Linked DNA regions of Homo sapiens: region 1 is linked to region 2. The links are chromatin contacts, found by Hi-C or POLR2A ChIA-PET in ENCODE. All regions are on one chromosome and are shown on one strand. Each heading gives the region's core, a stretch centred on a gene start or an enhancer-like site at or near the end of the contact. The rest is flanking DNA. Distances are from core to core; before and after follow the strand shown.

Region 1 (3,695 bases), core at 373-2,872, 95 kb before region 2:
AGGTGGCAGAGCTAGAAAGTGGTGTTGGTTTCTAGCATATGTGTAGGAATAGTAACCCAACTGAGGGGGTTCCAATGAGGTTTAGAAACAGCTGCACTAGGCAACACTGCTTTTCAGACCTCAGAGCACTTTCTCACCATATTCAGAATGTCCCATGGGAGCAGTAGGAGGGAAATCTTAAAACTCTCCAGGCTCTTCTTTACAGAGAAGGGATAGCAAGAGACGTGCCCACAGTCCGAGAGACTCATACAGGCAGATTCAAACTTAAGTCCTCTATTACTAGTTCATCCTGTTCTAGCCTTTAGAATTTTCTCACTTTCAGCAGGGCCCAGTGGCTCTCATGCCTGTAATCCCAATGTTTTGGGAGGCTCAGCCAGGAAGATGGCTTGAGGCCAAGAGTTCAAGACCAGCACCCGCTTAGGCAACATAGCAAGACCCTGCCATTTAAAAAAAAAATTTTGCCAGATGTAGTAGTGCACACCTGTAGTCCTAGCTACTCAGAAGGCTGAGGCAGGAGGATTGCTTGAGCCCAGGAGGTTGATGCTGTAGCGAGCTATGATCACGCCACTGCACTCCAGCCTGATAGCAGAGCAAAGATCTCATCTCTAAAACAATAATAAAAAGCATTTTCTCATTTTCTGTGGGCCTTGTAAATCACATTTACCAGACATAGGATTGCATGGCAGACAAAGGCCAATATTCCTGTCTGTCGCTGTGCACTACTCCAGTCAGATAGATCCTCACCAAGGCCTTGTAATCCATCCCAGAGTCCTGGCAAAGCAGCCGGGAAAGGAAATGAGTGAAAACAAAGACATATGAGCAAAGGGTCAAGTTGCCAGAACTCTTTGAACGGAAGAATCAAAGACTCAGGGAGGAGTTAATCACGTCTCGGAGGGCACTGGGGGCTGTTGGGGCAGCAAGGCCCTGAGGCAGCTGGTGGGGACCAGCACTCACGCCCACACAGAACATCTGTTCACACCCATGGAAGTGCAGCGAGCTTTTGTTTTTATTAACTGAAAGAGGAGGAAGGCATTTGGTTGGGGTGGAGTTGGTAAAAGTGAGTAAATTGCAAGGTTTGTATTGGCACCTCCCCACAACCAGACCTGGGGTTTGAGTCTCTGTGTGGAAGGGTGGTTGTCAGACTTCGGAGATGTGGCTTTCATGAGAAGCTTTTACAAATGTTTTAGGGAAGCAGAGCTGCTCCTAGATCCAGGTGGCACAAAGGTGAGCAGGAAACCTGAATTAGTCAGGGTTCAGGGAAGAGGAACCACTGTGAGTGATATAAAATAAGAGATTTATTATATTGGGGGAGGTGAGAGACCCTTCTGTGCAGCCTGGTCCCTCTGTGTCTAGTGTTGACCTTGAAGTTGCTGTAGGTCAGCTGGATTGGCAGTCACAAAGCAAAGCTGGTTGTCGACAAGAGCAAGGACAAACTGAAGCCCACAAGGATGAAGTGGGACCTGCATCTATCACCTCCAGCCTCAATGCGATGCCCTGGCTGAGCTGCAGGATGCCAGCCCCTTCACCACAAAGCTGCACACACACCTGGCCAAGGACTCAAAGAAGCAGGAGATTGGTGAGAGTCACCCCAGCGAGACAGCTGATCAGTGACAAACATGGGCAGGCTGCCATGGCACCTACACTGATCAGCAGTGAAAAAACACTATTGCTGCTTTACTCCCGCATTACAGATCTCACGCAAAATATCTCTCGTGAGCAATGCTATCCTGGACCTATAGAGAAAAGGGAATTCTCCAAAGGGTAATTCTCACTTAGCTAGCCTAACACAATGCAGATCTGTGACAAGATTGTCTCCATGTTCTGGTACCTGAAACTGGAAGCTTTGGGCCCACCCAGCATTTCATGCATCTTGGCATGAACTCTGGAGTACTCCCAGCGGGCACTTTGAACAGGAAAATCATTGCAGCTCTGTCAATCAGCTTCCTGAGTAGTAGATAGCAAAAAGTATGAGCTGAGAAGGAAGAACAGAACATGGCAGACTGTTTCCAGAACATATGAGGCCCCATTCAGGGATTTTGCCAAATAACTAGGGCATACTTTGGGCAGGAGGGCACTTAGAGAGTGGTACCATTGTAATTTGTACATAAATGGAGTTCTGATCTCATTTTGTATGCAGGGCTGGGCATGCCTGGACAAGTTGGTGACACAAGTAAGTGACATATAATGAGAATTTCATAAACCCAGAGATGGAAAGAGATCTGAGACAGTCATTTCCTGCCTCTCCCCTCTTCTCTCTTCTCCTTTCCTCTTCTCTTCTCTCCTGCTCATAAGCATCCTATGTTTCCATCATACCAAGCCACTGGCAGGTCTCTGAACACACCACACTCTGACATGCTTGGACCTTGGCATTTGTTATAGCCCCAACATGGAGAGGCCTCCACCCCTCCTGCCCTTCCTCACTCCTTTTTCCTTGAATAACCTGCGTTCAAATTTCAAATCTCAGATCCGTCCTCCCCTCTCCCTGACCCCTGGTTAGTTTGAGTCAAGAGATACTCGCAGGTACTGTCTACTGATGGCAGTCTGAACATGCCTTTTCTAATGTGCTATCACCCTATTTTTAAGTAGCCTTCTTGAAGTATCATTGGACTGCAGTAAACTGCATATACTTTAACTGAACAATTTGTAAGTTTTCACATAGGTATACACCCATGAAACCATCACTACAATCAAGATAGTAAACAATCCATCCCCTCTGAAAGTTTCTGTATGACTCTTTGTAATGCTTCCCCTCACCTCCCTCAACGACATCCCCATACGACATCTCATCTGCTTTCCCTCATTCTAGATTAGGTTGCAATTTCTAGATTTGTATTTAATGAAATCATGTAGCATGTACTCTTTTTTTTGGTCTGTCTTCTTTCATATTCAGCATAATTATTTTGACATTCATCCATCTGTCTGTGTGTCAATAGTTCATTTCTTTTTTACTGTCGAGTGGGGTATTCTGGTATATGGATGGACCCCATTTGGTTTATTCATTCACCTGTTGGTAGACATTTGGGCTGTTTCCAGTTTGCAGCTATTACATATAAAGCATCTATGAATATTCATGTACAAGTCTCTTTGTGGTTATATATTTCCTTTCCTCTTGGGCACATATCTAGGAGTGAAGTGGGTGGATATATGATAGGAGTGTGCTTAATTTTTTAAGAAACTGCCAAACTATTTTACCAAGTGATTGTTCCATTTTACATTGCCACCAACAATGCATGAGGGCTGCAGTCCACATCCTAGCCAACCCTTGATATGATCGATCTTTTTAATTTTAGCCACTCAAATAGATCGGTGGTGATATTTTATTGTGGTTTTAAGTTGCATTTTCCTAATGATGAATGTTGAACATCTTTTCAATGTGCTTATTAGCCATCTATATATCTTCTTTGCTGAAATGACTCTTCAAATCTTTTGCCTATTTTTTAATTGGGTATTTGTTTTTTGAGTGTTCTTTATAGATTTTTGACACAAGTCCTTTATGAGATATGTAGCTTACAAATATTTTCTCCCAGTCCGTGGGTTGTCTTTTTATTCTTTTGGCAGTGTATTTTAAAGAATAAAAGTTTTTAATTGTGATGAAGTTCAATTCCTCAACATTCTCTTTTACAGATTGTTATCATTCTTAATTCTCTAGTGGCTTCTACACACCTCGTCTGTGAGCCCCTCCAGGGTAAAGACCA
Region 2 (3,688 bases), core at 63-2,562:
CTGAGAGCTGGCTTTGTTGCAGCCAAGCAGTAAAAAGAGAGCAAAAGCACAATAAAGTTCTAAGGAAGGAGGGGGCCGCCCAGCACTGGCCTGGCCTCCGAGCAGACCCTCCTCCTGCAAACATTTGAGCAAAGCAATGCACAAGAGGAAAGAAAGAAAGCAACAAAGACCCTGAGCCAGGGGCAAGGAGGCCACCACCACAAGGAACACAGTCGGACTTCCCGCTGGAGGAGCAAACTCCCTCTGCAGGAATGATGGTGATAATTGCTCACCTGAGACACTGGGGACAAACAGGAGAAGGTGGCGTGTGGTGTCACCTTCAAAGCCGCCACTCCTCTTTCACAGTGTCCCCTTAAGAAAGAAAGCAAAAAGCACAGGCAATTTTAGTGGGTTTTGCTTTTTTTTTTTTCCCAAGGCTCTTGTCTACTGTCTCAAAAACTGTCTTTTCTCCTTTGCTCCTTCATCTTCCTCCTTCTTCCCTGGGACTCTCCCTTCTCCTTTGACACCATGACAAAGAAAAATGCCTGCATGGGCCTTGTTTTCCAGATTCAATCAAGGCTCAAAGCTTTTATCTTGTTCTTAATAGCACCTTGCACCGATAGAGCCCGGCAAGGCTTTGCGGGCCTTAATTATTTCCCCAAGATCGATGAGACCCCTCAGCCCCCTGGGCAGCAGCATCCCACGGCAGTTTTCCAGATGGATGAGCTGCGTCGAAAGCTGCAGAGCAGACAGGGATGCAGACAAGGTCCAGCACGCCCAGCAGAGCCTGCGGCCTGCGGGTTCCTCGGGCGGGTATCTCGGGCCAGCTGCCTTGGAGGCAGGTCTGGGCTGCCCTATTTCTCAGATACCCATCTCCATTTCCGCCCCCCAAAGGGGATTTTTCAGTGAGATTACAGGCTGATAAGGCCCTCCCAGTTCACAGGAGAGGAAACCTAGGCAAGGGGACTTCCTGGTGCCACAGCTCAAGTCTGTGACAAGAGACAAGAGCCAGGCGTGAGGATTCCCCTGCCTGCCTTCTTGCCCACTGGGTCCCATCTCCCCATTAGAAGGGAGCAGTAGGCTTTCCCAGGCCTCTCAGCATAGGCAGCTTCATTTATACCCAGCATGGGGAAGCCAAAGAGTGCCCTGAGAGAGGAAGAGAGGTGCTCATTTTCTGTTCCATCGCCTCCCTGTGCAGCCATCACACAGGAGGAAATCACACTTGCAGTAAGAGCTGGCTGACAAGCTTGTCATTCACACTAAAGAGCTAGCATCAAGCAGCTCAATGTGCCGGGCACCACCTGGAGCAATCTACAAGCTGCAGCCTATGACATCAATGCCCAAACCTGGGGGAGGGTGCAAAATGCTAAGAGACTAAGGGGATTAGGAGGTTGGGCCTCTGATATCTTACCTGATAAGAAAGTGCATTGAAGAGCAACGTAAATTGGTAATAACAGCTGCTAACTGTTACCAAGCTCTTCTCCTGTGTTTTCACAAGGTCTCTTTCATTTTACCTCGTAGCAGCCCACAAGGTATCTTGCTTATAATCATCCAGCCAGAAAGTGGTAGAGATGGGATTTGAACTCACACACTCTGGCACCAAAGCCCATGCTCCTAATTCCTTTACCAAGCTATTCAGCAAAGCTTTAGGCTTCCTGACAGGAGGCAGGAGGTCTTTAGGTAGAAGGCACAAGACACTGCCTAATTTCCTCACACTTCCAAAGATGTTTTCCAGCCTGGACAAGCGACACATATTTAGTTATACTGGGTGACCTTCCAGAAGGGACAGGCTATGTCTATGTGCTCCCTGATGGTGGGAACCATATTTGATTCTTTTTTGCATTCTCATCACCTAGTACAGTGCCTAGATCAAAGCAGATGCTTTAAAAGTGCTTGCCGACTCCTGGCTCAGCCCTATACAGACCGTGCAGCCAGAGGCAAGCTACTCGACGTCTCTAGATTCCAGTTCCCTAATCTGTAAAATAAGGACAATAACGCAGCCCTGCCAGTGTAGCTGCATGATTAGAAGCCATATGTGCAAAGCCCCTCCCACAATGCCTGGCACAGAGTAGATGCTCAATAAACAATGGCTGTCATAGCTGTCTTCAAAGCCAATATACTAAGGTGGGATTAGACAGACCCATGGTTCTTGTCTAAAAGCAGGATGGGGCAAGAAGGAGTAGCTCACAGTATTCCCATAGGAGTTTTCCAAGCAGCCTTCTCTAAAACTTCTCTTTTATTAATAGAACTTCAGAAGGCTCTGTGTCCCTCAGCATCTCAAGGAGGAAAGATTCTGGGGAATGTTTGCTGTACTAGACACTTTGATGGGTGCTGGGTGCTCCCTTTCTTTTTTCTCCCAACAAAACCCCAATGTCATGCAGGTGGCTACACTCCTCAGTAGGGCCTTGTGCTCCCAGGAACCCTGGCCCCAGTTCCAGAGGATGAGACATGGTTGATCTAAAACCATTGTGGTGATTCACACATCATATCAGGGATTAATTTAGGCATAGACCTAGGACATGCTTATGGCTAATGACAGAAAGTCGGTAAGAGACTTCTGGAAAGAATTTTTCTTGTGGACCAAAGATGCACGAGAGCAAACAGTCCCTTTTCTCCCCTTGGATGTGATCATGATGATGCACCACCTGGAGCTGTGACAGGCATTTTTCACCCATGAGGAAAGCTCATGCAAAGCCTAAACCAACACACTAAGTATGGCAGCAAAGAGAAGAAAGAGCTTCTTCCTTAATGGCAAGATGGAACCACTGAACTAACCACACCTGCAGCACTCCGCCTCTGGATTTCTTGCTATGTGAGATAATGCTGCTTGCCCTTCAAGCCAGTTAAGTCAGTGATTTCCATTGCTAGCAACCGAAAGGATTCTGAAAATCTTGCCATCTAAAAAGATAATCTCAGAGAGGAAATAATCCTTAAATTACTCCAAGAGAGAACAAAATATCCTGAGTTGAATGAGAACCCCTAGGCTAAGGCTCAAATACAGACATTTCCACAAGCACAGGGTGAAGCCAATCGCAATACACTTGGGTCCAAACAGGTGAATGCAGTCTTGGGAAGGAGCAGTCAGGCTTCTGATTTCAAAGCAATCCCGGCTTCTCAACCAGTGATCCCAGAAAGCTGAGGAGCAGCAGATCTGAGGAACCTGTGTTCAGACTGGAGCCACAGCCTGGCCCAGGGGTTCTGGTTTCCTCCAAACTGAGGGGCAGCCACATTCCACTCTTGGTGAGCAGATCACAAAGGCTGCTATGTGTTTTGCTAGAGAAACACACAGAGAACCAAGAGAGAGGTCTAAGCAAACACCTGCATGGCCACACCTTGCCAAACACCCCACAATGCACAAAATATCTTAACCTTCTGTACTTCCTGGGGTTCACTGCAGGAAAGGGGAAAAGAGGAACACACAGGGGGCATCAGACACCACTCAGTCAGCACAATATCTACTGCAAGGGTCCCAGGCACTGTTCTCGGTGCTGGCCAGAGATGAAGTGGTTGAAAGCTTGCCACTTCTGCCCTCAAGGGACTCTTGGAGTGGGTGGGTGGGTGTAGGCAGATGTATACAGCTCTAGTATACCTGAAAAGATCCTTACAAATGCCAGGCAGTAAATACTGACTGCCAAGAAGGCTCTACAGGAGCTGCGGGCATTAAGAGAATGGAGTTACCCCAGCTGCAGGATCAGAGGATCTGAGATGG

Evidence for each region. Hi-C counts contacts between places; a loop is a spot of excess contacts on that map. ChIA-PET counts read pairs that join two places held with the same protein, here RNA polymerase II (POLR2A). Pooled maps may share reads with other maps.
Region 1: a loop to region 2 is called in a map of naive thymus-derived CD4-positive, alpha-beta T cell, with 3 times the contacts of the local background. The contact joins two enhancer-like sites. A Hi-C loop is called at or near these places in 1 of 168 maps with a recorded cell type or tissue (naive thymus-derived CD4-positive, alpha-beta T cell), 2 of 37 single-sample maps with no recorded cell type and 7 of 50 pooled maps. POLR2A ChIA-PET finds 5 or more read pairs at or near these places in 4 of 52 experiments (GM12878, Panc1 and activated naive CD4-positive, alpha-beta T cell).

Annotation. Positions count from the first base shown.
Region 1 is chr2:136,374,243-136,377,937 of GRCh38, reverse strand. No RefSeq gene overlaps it. Among named protein-coding and RNA genes, the nearest start is that of CXCR4, 260 kb to the right of the region's middle. RefSeq lists enhancers at 2,020-2,249, 2,320-2,399. Within about 2 kb of position 1,622, at least 2 of the 41 ENCODE cell types and tissues checked have a DNase peak (open chromatin) inside an H3K27ac peak, as active enhancers do.
Region 2 is chr2:136,278,980-136,282,667 of GRCh38, reverse strand. No RefSeq gene overlaps it. Among named protein-coding and RNA genes, the nearest start is that of CXCR4, 160 kb to the right of the region's middle. RefSeq lists an enhancer at 1-401. Within about 2 kb of position 1,312, at least 3 of the 41 ENCODE cell types and tissues checked have a DNase peak (open chromatin) inside an H3K27ac peak, as active enhancers do.